Regions from separate parts of the Mus musculus genome. Here region 2 is linked to region 1. A link is a contact called in ENCODE Hi-C or POLR2A ChIA-PET data. All regions are on one chromosome and are shown on one strand. The core of a region is the stretch at or near the end of the contact, and the rest is flanking DNA. Distances in the headings are between cores, read along the strand shown.

The links. A loop is a pair of places that touch in the nucleus more often than their neighbours do. ChIA-PET counts read pairs that join two places held with the same protein, here RNA polymerase II (POLR2A).
Region 2: POLR2A ChIA-PET joins it to region 1 with 31 read pairs in Patski. The contact joins the promoter of Dcaf8 here to the promoter of Copa in region 1. A Hi-C loop is called at or near these places in 1 of 37 maps with a recorded cell type or tissue (T-helper 2 cell). POLR2A ChIA-PET finds 5 or more read pairs at or near these places in 4 of 5 experiments (Patski and embryonic stem cell).

The regions. Positions count from the first base shown.
Region 1 is chr1:172,079,340-172,084,977 of GRCm38, reverse strand. Copa (coatomer protein complex subunit alpha) reads right to left here and starts at 2,449. Exons shown (of 33, transcript NM_009938.4): 1 at 2,029-2,449. The coding sequence starts at 2,068. Ncstn (nicastrin) reads left to right here and starts at 2,229. Exons shown (of 17, transcript NM_021607.3): 1 at 2,229-2,377; 2 at 3,662-3,766. The coding sequence starts at 2,296.
Region 2 is chr1:172,145,013-172,150,650 of GRCm38, reverse strand. Dcaf8 (DDB1 and CUL4 associated factor 8) reads right to left here and starts at 2,636. Exons shown (of 14, transcript NM_001357204.1): 1 at 2,313-2,636; 2 at 1,330-1,402.

The sequences.
Region 1 (5,638 bases), core at 1,200-3,699:
GGTGACAGGCACCTTTACCCACTGAGCCCTTACTGGCTTAGAACATGTACATTTAATGTTTTGGTAAATTTTTTTCAAGTTTTTTCAGGGCTAAGGTTTCTCATTGTAGTCCTAGCTGTTTAGTGTAGGCTGGTCTCAAACTCAGATATCTGCCTGCCTCTGTGCCACCACACCAGGAATGCTTGGGCTTTTCACAACATGGCCTCACATTGTTGTCTAGGTTGGTCTCAAACTTGCAGCAACCATCTTGCCTTAGTCTCCCATGTGCTGGGATTACAGGAGTGAGTCACCACATCCAACTCTGGTAGCTAGTCCTTAGTTGTAAAAATATTATATGAATATACTCTCATAGCAAGTTAATGAAGGCACTATTTTGCATGATGTTTCTTTTATTTTTACGGTAGACTCTTTAACACCGTCCCGTGGAGCGGGCAGTTGTGAACCACATGTCATGAGTGATGGGAACGACATACTGTGCGGACAGTATGCCCTCTTAACTGATTCAGCGATCTTAATGAACTCTCAAATACTGATTTCCCTAATGCCTTTCTAGTGCACAAGAAGAAATCTGAAAAGAGCTCATAGAAAATGAAGACTCATTTCAACTACTCAAATACCAGAGACTCGTTTGTGTTTGTTCTTTTTATTAAGTACATGCACAGGTGAGTTCAGGTGCCCACAGAGCCCAGAAGAGGGGTCAGGTCACCTGGAGCTGGAATTACAGGTGGATGTGAGCTGCTGAATGGGGAACCAAACTCATGTCCTCTGAACAGACAGTAAATCTTAATTGGGCCAACTCTTCAGCCCTAGAACCTTTTTTTTTAGAATAGGATCTCAGTGTGTCTCAGTGTAGCTTTGATTGGCCTGCCGCTCGATACGTTGACCAGGCTAGCCTCCAACTCACAGAGATCCACCTGCATCTGGCTCCTGAGTGCTGCAATTAAAGCCACCATGACTGGCACCACACATGATAATTCTTTTCTCTTCTTCTTTTTTTGCCATTTCGAGATAAGGTCTCTCTATGTAACCCTGGTGGTACTAAGAATTCTTACTGGCACCCTTTATAATCAAATTTCCCATGACACTTAGAAACTGCCCAGAATATAGCCTCCATTAAAGAACCTCCAGTTTCTGAATTACTAAGTCTTGCCAGGCACTATTATAAACACAGTTAATGTACTTTCTCATTTTAATTCTCTTTATAAGAAAGTGTTAACTATCCTTATTTTTAAAGATAAGAATATAGAGATTTAGAGATAGTAAGGAGACACCTTAAGGCGGCTTGTTAGTAGACGTTTCAGAATTCCTAAGCAAGTCTGACTGACTCCAATAAACAAATTCTGAACCACTTCACTATAATGCATATCATGAAATAGTCCAGATATATTTTTTATCAGATTTCCATAGACTTAATTTTTCTAATATCGACATTTTCAAAGAGTGTGATCTCAGGCCTTTGTCTTTCAAGACTTATCACCAAAAATTTAGCTGTTTACCTGGTATTCAAATCTAACACAAAGCATCTGTATTTCACCGGACAATCTTACCCAGGCTCGGGACCTGGTGGGGCAGTAGGCCTCCATTCTCTCACTCCAAATAGGCCAAAAATAAATAAATAAATAAATAGTCCAGCGGAAGCACTGGACATGGAAATGGAGCAGACGGGCTACTGGAGTAGCCAGTGACAGAAGCTGAGACTCAAACCCCAGAAACACTCCATACAACCTGGTTATCAGAAAGCATCCAAGTCATAAGGCCTTAAGAACAGAAAGGGCTGGCACACCCCCCCAGAAGAGGTGGCTGGAAGGAGTAGGGAGCCGGCCTAAGGTTAACGAGCCACGACACGATAAGTTCCAGGACATACGAAGCAGCACGGACTGCAGACTACTCCACTAACCCTAAGCCGCTCCCTCGGTTATTCCTCCGGGTTCTTCCAGGAGGCCCGACGCGGTCAGCGAGTCCTGCCTTAGTGACAGCACCACTACCCCCAACACCCAACCTCCGCTGTTCCCGTTTCTTCTCCACTACCTTTGACCCGCGCGCTCTTCGTCTCGAATTTGGTTAGCATCCTTCAGGCCTCGGGCTCCTAGGTCAGGTTAGCGGGTCCCGCCGCTCCCGGTGGCACTCCCAAGGCTTCCACGTCAGCTACTCCCGGGTCGCGGCTCCCGGAAGCTCCTCGGACAAGGACTTCCGGTCTCTGGAGCGCTGGGCCACAGAGACGATGCTAGCGGAAGCCTAGAGAGGCCGCTACGAGTCTGGAAGGGACCTGAGGCTTCCGCCCAGCGGAGAGGCAAGATGGCTACGACTAGGGGCGGCTCTGGGCCTGACCCAGGAAGTCGGGGTCTTCTTCTTCTGTCTTTTTCCGTGGTACTGGCAGGTGAGGTCACCCCACCCCGGAGCTCTGGTCTTTAAGAGGAGCCGTCCGGAACGGCCCATCGCTAGTGCAGGCAATGCCCTTCTGGTTCCGATTGCCCCTCTGTCCCCCGCCCTGGAAATCCTTCTTGTCTTTCGTTCCCATGACATAAGTTCCTCCTTTGCCTGGACCTGCATTTCCTTAGTTCTCTCCAGCCCTTTTCTGGGTTTCCAGCCTGATTCTCTTCAACCTTTCTCGCATGCCTCGTTCTCTGTTTAAAGCCCAGCCACCCCATCAGCCATCAAAAGGGACAGGTGTGAAAAGCTCAGCCCCCTTCCTCCGGTTTAGTATGTTTGAGATCAAAACAGTCTCGTTTCGTGGTCTTTGTGCGACGTTGAAAAAATGAGAGCCCCCGTTTCCTCCTGTTGGTTCTAGCCTAAATTTGTGTTCCTTGTTTTCTTAGCTTACTAAAGTGAGGCTAACGTTAGCTTAGCTGCTTTAAACTGTTAAGAGGGAAGTAATGATTCAAGGAATCTTAGACGTTTAATGTATATGAATATTTTCTTTTTTTCCAATCTAATGTCTATTTAGTGATCTTTAAATTATGAAGTACAATCAGTAACACACCTGTAATTATTTATAGTGTGTTCAACTAAGAGTTAAGCAAAGATATATATATATATCTTTCTAGGTAAGCCCTGAAATGCAGCCATTTCCTTGTATAGCCATGACTCCGTCTTTCTCAACATTCACATTGCTTTTGATTAGCTTCAAGGGAGGAACTGTAGCTGTCCCATACTCTAGGTGTGTGGGCAAATGGTCTGATATTTCATTAACTGACCAGGTGTGTGGCATAACGTTTCTTCTCCTAGGTCTGTTCAGATTCTTAGGTGGTTTTTGTTGTTAGTGCTTTTCTTTGTTTGGTTTTGGCAATCTATATTCTTAGACCAGAGCTCTTTTGATAACTAATTAGTAATGTACAGGCAAGCTAAAAGAAGCAGACTTGTTTAGCCCTGAAACTTGACGCCGGCACATCTGAAGTCAAAGACTTTTGACAATCACCTTTTAGCTTTATAATTAATCGATCATCATGGAGTCTAATAACTTTCTAAAATACACAGCTAGGTCCTCTTTACAATACTTATGTTCCAATAATGTGGCCAAGAAGTGAAAAGAATGATCATTAATCTTGTGTTAGACAGTATGATCGTGAATGCTTTACTGAAACCATGAATCGAGCTGATGATGATAGAGGCTAATACCAAATTATCTTTCACTTTTTCCTAATACTGTTTATCTTCTGATCAGGATTGTGTGGGGGAAACTCAGTGGAGAGGAAAATCTACATTCCCTTAAATAAAACAGCTCCTTGTGTCCGCCTGCTCAACGCCACTCATCAGATTGGCTGCCAGTGTAAGTTGGAATTGGAATTTGTATTTGTGGTCATTAATAATTCAGTTTGTATCCTGGATACTCAGAAATACTCATATCCTGCTTAGGAGTCTTGGCATTCAAATTACAGTGTATGTATAGAAGGTGATTATCATCTGTCAAACCAGGCAAGATAATTAATAAGAGCTGAAACTTAGTAAATGCTCTTTTAAAGTGTGCATTTTATTTTTGCCTCTGCAACAATCCTTGTTATTAACACTGTACAAATGATGAAACTAAAACTTGAGAAAAATGGATTAACTTTCCCAGCAGGATCATGCTAGTAAGAAATCAAACTAGGATCTTGTCTTTGTCAGGGTTTCTATTCCTGGACAAAACATCATGACCAAGAAGCAAGTTGGGGAGGAAAGGGTTTATTCAGCTTACACTTTCCACATTGCTGTTCATCACCAAAGGAAGTCAGGACTGGAACTCAAGCAGGTCAGGAAGCAGGAGCTGATGCAGAGGCAATGGAGGATTGTTACTTACTGGATTGCTTCCCCTGGCTTGCTCAGCCTGCTCTCTTATAGAACCCAAGACTGTCAGCGCAGAGATGGTCCCACCCACAAGGGGCCTTTCCCCCTTGATCACTAATTGAGAAAATACCCCACAGCTGGATCTCATGGAGGCACTTCTCCAACTGAAGCTCCTTTCTCTGTGATAACCCCAGCCTGTGTCAAGTTGACACATAAAACCAGCCAGTACAGATCTGAACCTGGTGGGATTCTCAGCTATCTTACCATAGAGTTCTCTAAGGTAAAAGAAGTCTCGTAGTCTATGGGGTCAAGTCATCACTGTGTCCTCTGAGTGATCTCTTTTGAACCAAAATGATCCTTTCCCCCCCTTTGAGACACAGACTTGCTAGGTAACCCAGGCTGGCTTTGGCCCTCTGCTGAGTTCTGGGACTACAAGCATGTGCTGTTTGCTGAGTTTTGTGCCAAACATGGGCCACTGTTTGCTGTTGTTATTTTGTGATGCTATTGATTGAATCCCTACCATCAAGCTAGTATCCCAAACCCCCAAATCGGCCTCTTCAAGAGCGATAAACTAGTTGAAGCAAAGGCATGCTAAGTAGGGCTGGAGAGAGGACACTGCGATTGAGAGAGCACTTGCTGCTCTTGGAAAGGGCTGATTTTTGGTTCCCAGCACTCACATGGTAGCTCTCCTCCATCTATCACTCCAGTTCCAGATCTGATGTTTCTAATCTCCACTGATATAGGCACCAGTGTGCACATTATATACATGCAGGCAAAACACTCATACACAAAAATATTCTTTAAATTCTTTTTTATTTTTATTTTCTTAAACCAACTGAGGGCTGGGGGAATGACCCAATAGGTAAAAGCTCTTGGGCACGCATGACAATCTGAATTTGAATCTTTCTAACTCACATTTTAAAAAAAGCTATAGGCATAACATGACTTATAATTCTAGCGCTTCTGTGGAGAGATGGGAGGCAGAGACAGAAGAATCCCTGTTTACTTATAGGCCAGCTAGTCTGTTGTATACAACAGAAAAACAAAGAGATCCTGTCTCAGATAAGGTAGAAGACAAGTCAAGAATATGTACCTGAGATTGTCTTCTGGCGGGCATTCGCATATAGGAATGTTCACACACATACACACAAGGGCCAAATAAGGGCTGGGGGGTGTAGCTAATTGGTAGCGTGCATTCCTAGCAAATACACAGTCCTGGTTTCAGTCCCCAGCACCATATAAATTGTATACAGTGTCACTGTCATAATCCTAACACTCAGAGGTAGGTTGCTAAAGCCAGCCTGAGCTAGAGACCCTATTGCTCCTCCCATCTGCCAGATAGTTGCAAGGAAAAAGAAATGAATGAAGTATTTGGAGT
Region 2 (5,638 bases), core at 1,387-3,886, 65 kb before region 1:
GATCCAGTGCCCTCTTCTGGTGTGTGAAGACAGCTACAGTGTACCCATATAAATGAAATAAATCTTTGAAAAAAGAAAGAAAGAAAGAAAGAAAGAAAGAAAGAAAGAAAGAAAGAAAGAAAGAAAGAAAGAAAGAAATGGTTCACTGTTTTAGAGTACTGGCTGTTCTTGCAGAGGACCCAGATTCAGTTCACAGCACCCACATGGCAGCTCACAGCTACCTATACCTTCAGTTCCAGGGATCTGAGACCCTCTTCTGATCGTCTCCAGCATGAGTCATGCAAGCGTTGCACAGACAGCCATGCAGGTAAAACACCCAGACATAAAACCAAATTAAAATGTAAAAGCTTACTCTTACATCTTACATACATGCATCCGCATTCAAAGTTTTTATGTTACTTCATAATGAACATTTTCTAGTTTTGAGCACCACGGGGAACAAAACTTAGCATAGCCACTCTCAAACTTTTCCCAGTACAAATCCCAAAGGTACTAGGATTGGTCAAACCTACCTTAAAGAGTCAGGGGGCTTCTCTACTAAGTCTTGCCAGTCTCAAGCACAGTCCTACCCTCTGCTACGAGCAATCTACAAGCCTTGTAGGAACCATACTGACAACTGTGTTCCGGCTCCCTCTCCTTGTTGCTGAAAGCACATGATTCTTCTACTGACCAATAATCTGCAAGTTAGCTACAAAAGGAACTGCTTTTAAGAAAGAAAGAAAAGAAAAGAAAAGAAAAGAAAAGAAAAGAAAAGAAAAGAAAAGGAAGGAAGGGAGAGAGAGAGAGAGAAAGGAAGAAAGAAAGAAAAGAAATCCCACTACCTTTTGAAAAGTTGTGCCTCTGAGGCTAACTGGACTTAGATACCAACTAAATGGAGGCTCACTCTTCGATCCTAGCTTTTAGTCAGGAGTGGTTAATTACTCTCCAGATGGCATGGATGATAAGTTCTGGGTTTGGGAGAACAGATCTGACTTGACAAAAGGCTAAACAGAATTCAGGCAACCCAGTTCTCTATGTTTTAACAGTCTAAGACAAGATCCACGGGAAGACAAAACACAATGCAAATAAATAACGGGGGAATAGAAAACGAGGTGCAGACTGCTCACTCGACGCTTAAGCCATTTGAAGACACACAACAACAGTGTCGGGCAGCAGGTCAAAATACAGCCAATTAAATTTGTAAGAAATTTAACCAAAATTGTAACAAAGCTGCTAACAATATCCAAACTTGCGGAAACAGGGGTAACAATTGTTGAGTTTAGCGGTCTGCACTTTCGCATGAGGAAAGGGTCTTGAATTGAGGAATTAAACGCCTTCAATGCCACTCACCTTCCTGCTTTTATCGCCGACCGAAGTCAGGCCCAAGATCCTGAGAAAACTGGTCTGGAGGTTCGCTGAAGAACTGAGAAAAGTGAAAGTTTACATGGCAAAGGCGTCTCTTCTGAAAGTAGCCAAAATATTTATGACCACACTTTAATGTTTTTTTTTTTAAAGTCTCCTCACAACTATTTAAAACCAAAACAACTTACCTAACTCAATTCTGACTACTGAACAAAACCCATGCCCGTAATGGAAACACAAAGGATTAACACAAGATTTAAACGCCAGGCAAAGTTATCTCCCAGCTCCACCAAGGCTAAAGAGTCACTTATGAGGAAAACCTGTATCTTTTCAACTCTTAAACCAAACCACCCGTCTCAAGCAAACTCCGGAGCAGGGGGGGGGAGGGGAGAATCCGCGGGAGAATGTGATCGCTCTAGTGCGGGTTTGTTTACAGACTACACCAACAATCATGAGTCAGAAATTCAAGCCGCCAGATGCTTTCCAACTAATAAGGACCAAGCGGGACCGTTCTAAGGTGTCCTAAAAGATTTCGGGACACGGGGAGGGGAAGTACATTAAGAGAACTAGATCACAAAGCATTCAAGAACAGACTGCCAGTTTCTTGGACCTCGGCCTTCCGTACGAGGTGCTGGGCCTGAGATCTTGGGATGGGGGAAGGGGGCACACTGCGCGGTGGCCCTGAAGTGACTAGGAGACGCCAACAGAGCCGGGTCCCCAAATTATAAAGGGAGAAATGAGAGTTTACGAATGGGTCACCGGACGAACGAGAAGCCCCTGTGAGTCATGGGGTTGGCCCTAGGGGGCAACCCCGTGGACCGACCCGGGCAGAGGACGAGTCCTCCCAGCACCGACTCGGAGGAGGGGAGTAAGACTTAAAGTCCGGGAGTTTTAGGAAAGGGATCGGGCCTGTCCTGCGGGGAAGCGGTCAGGGAGAGGGGGGAACAGGCCGAGCCGGACGAAACACGGACCCGGTAGGTCAAGGGGAGGGCGTCCGGCTGGGGCAGTTACAAGCACGGGAGCTGGCGAGGCCCGGCAGCCCGCTTCCCATCTAGGGTCATCCTTCTGCCAGCGGATGCTCCGACTGTTCCAGGCCCAGCCGCCCCGTCCACTGCCGCCACCAACGCCGCCGCCATCTTACACTGGCCAGCGGCAGCCACCACCACCGTCTCGGGTCTCCGCGCCTGCGCCTGCGCCGTCACGCTTTCCGGCGGGGTTTGCGACGCTGTGCTGGAGGAGACTGAGCGAGAGCGGTCCCGCGAGCTCTGGGCTCCCAACCCTCCCGGTGGCCGCACAAGGGGCGGAGCCTCGGGCCAACCGAAGCCGCGAGGGGCGCGTGCGCGGGGCGGAGGAGTCAAGTTGTTTTCGTACTTTGAGAGTGATGGCTTGTCTCCTGGTATTCAAAACACATGCGATCTAGGGGCTCCTTGGAGTTGTGCCGGAAAATGAACCTCATTCCAAAGGCTCTGGCAGGCAAACTTCTAGGTGTCCTCCAGGCCTGAGGTTCTAATTCTTGCCATATTTTTTTGTTTGTTTGTTTCCTTGTTTAAAGAAAAACCCCTTTCTCCTTTCAGGCTCAAAGCTGCATTTCCTTCAATGGCTTCTTAAGAGGCCTTCTGCCAGCACCCATTTGTCCATTTGTTTAAAAGAGTCACTAAGGTTTGGGGATGTTGGAATGCTTCCTAAGGGTCTAAAAGTTTTAAAAGTTTGATCCCCACACCTGGGGGTGGGAGTGACACGGCTTAGAAACAGGATTTATTTATTCATTTGAAACAGGATCTTTCTACCCGGGCTGTCCTGGAACTGTAGATCTCACAGAGATCACCCACCTGCCTCTGCCTCTCAGGCGCTGGGATTAGGATTAAAGGCGCTCAACGCTGCAGAGTTTAATTTTTTAAATGAGCATACAAACTAACAGGTTACAAACTAGCACTCAGGAGGCTGAGACAGGATATACACAAGTTGGAGGTCAACCTAGAACAACGGATAGTAAGTTCGGGGCTAGAATAAGTCCTTCCCCGATCCCCAACACACACACACACACACACACACACACGCAATAGGTTTCCATGTGGCATTTTCATATGTATGTGTCATGCCTGTTTCTTCATGGCCCCCTTCCCACTCATTTTCCCCTTCTTGGTTACCTTCCTCCAATAACTACCACTAAGTTTTGTGACTAGTGTATACTCCATTCTCTTTTCTTAGCTTTCCTTCAACTCTCTTTATATCTCTTCCTTGCCTCTCAGTCTCCTGTCTACTTTGTTGTTAAATATGAATACGTGTGTGTAATTAATAGACATATGTATACATGAACTTAAATCCAGATTCTGCATATGGGAGAGGACATGCCATATTTGTCTTTCTGAGTCTAACTTATGTTGTTTATAATCTGCAAATACTATTTCATTCTTCATAGTTGATGGATCCTATTGTGTATATATTCTATATTTTCTTTAATTCATTCATCTGTTGATAAATATCTAGGTTTATTCATAATTTAGCTGTTGTGAAAATACAGCTAAAACATGGATACGCCACATAACTCTGCAGGTTGCTGGTTTTAGGTAACCTCTGTACACTACTTTCTGCTGACACCTAAAGGAAACCTAACCAGGATTCTAGGATTCCAGATTACTCCTAGCTAGCAGGCTGGAGCATTCTTATTTGTAGCAGAAAAATCTAGTAGGATCATTATATCCAGGGTAGGCAGTAGAATAAAATAATTGTTTTTCACTGTTTAGGGTAGACATCAGAATGAAGAGTTTTTTTTCCTGGAAGTAATGTTTTTGTTTTGTTTTGTTTGTTTTTCCAGACAGGGTTTCCTTGCCCTGGCTGTCCTGGAACTCACTTTGTAGACCAGACTGGCCTTGAACTCAAAAATCTGCCTGCCTCTGCTTCCCAAGTGCCAAGACTAAAGGCGTGCGCCACCACTTCCCGGCTTTTTTGGAAGTAATTTGACCTTGAAAAAGATCCTTATAGAAAACCGAGGTGCTTTCTCTCATCTATGGGGTTGTTCTTCTGAAGGAGCTTTACAGTCTTTCAGTGACTTCTGGGTCACAAGATGGTCCTGGCACACCTGCAATACCTTGCATTATCGAGGATTGCAAACAGTACACAGTAAGGACTAGAGTTGTAGGGTGGTTTTCTTCAGGAAACATAGAGCTTTTTAGGGTCTTTAGTATAAAGGAATTTATTCCCCCCTGCCCCGGAAAAAAAAAAGAACAACTTGTGTAACAATCAGTAAACATACTTTTGGGCAGATGTTCAGTACTCAGTCCACAGAGGCTGACTCTTCCTGATGCCTGCAAGGCCAAGTTTCATCCTGCGCTGTTTCCTTTGGTGTGACTCAGAACACCAAGGTTGTTGAAGATGTTTTAGGTGGGTCTCCTGCATCCCAGGCTGTATCCCGCCTCTACCTCCAGAGCCGGGATTACAGGGAAGCATCGCCATTGCTGGTTTATGCAGTGCTGGAGGTGGAGCCACGGGGCTTTTGGGCATGTTGAACAAGTACCCTAACAACCAAACTACGTCTTCGGCCTCTCTTTCTTTTAACCAGAAGGTTAAGGTACTAAGTACAGACTCCTCAACTCTACCCCATACCAATACCATTCCCCTCCTCCCAGGTGTTTTGAGACAGGAACGAGAGTAGCTCAGAATAGCTTCAAATTCACTTCTGAAACTGCTGCCTCCATCTCCCGAGGGTCGGGCATGTGCCACTATGTCTGATTTTATTCGTTGTTGGGAATCAAACTGAGGCCTTCGTGGATACTAGGCAAGCACTCTATAAACTGAGCTCCATTGCCAGATACATTCTATCCCAAGCTGTCTCTTGTTGACTACTTGCTGAAGTAGACATGTGGTAATTAATACTGTTAACTCGACAAGATCTATAATTAGTTAGCAGGCAAGCCTCTAGGCATGCCTGTGAGGGATTACCTAGATTAGGCTAATTGAGGTGGGAAGACCCACCTAATTGTGGGTGACATCATTCCATAAGCTGAGGGGCTTGGCTGAATATACAGAAAGTAAATCGAGTACCAGCATTTATTACTGTTTCTGAACACAATGTGTCCAGCAAGCCTCCAGCTGCCGCGCTCTCCCCATCATGATGAATGATGTCCCCTCAAACTCTAAGCTGAAATCAGTGCTTCACTCACATAATTTGTCCAGCCATTTGGAGAGTAACTACTCCAGCTAGTTTGTCTATCTCCATTAGTGCCCTCATACGAGCAAACGTCAGGCAGCTGAGTGACTTTTAAGATGTAAGTCAGGTCATAGTCCCCTACCCAAAACA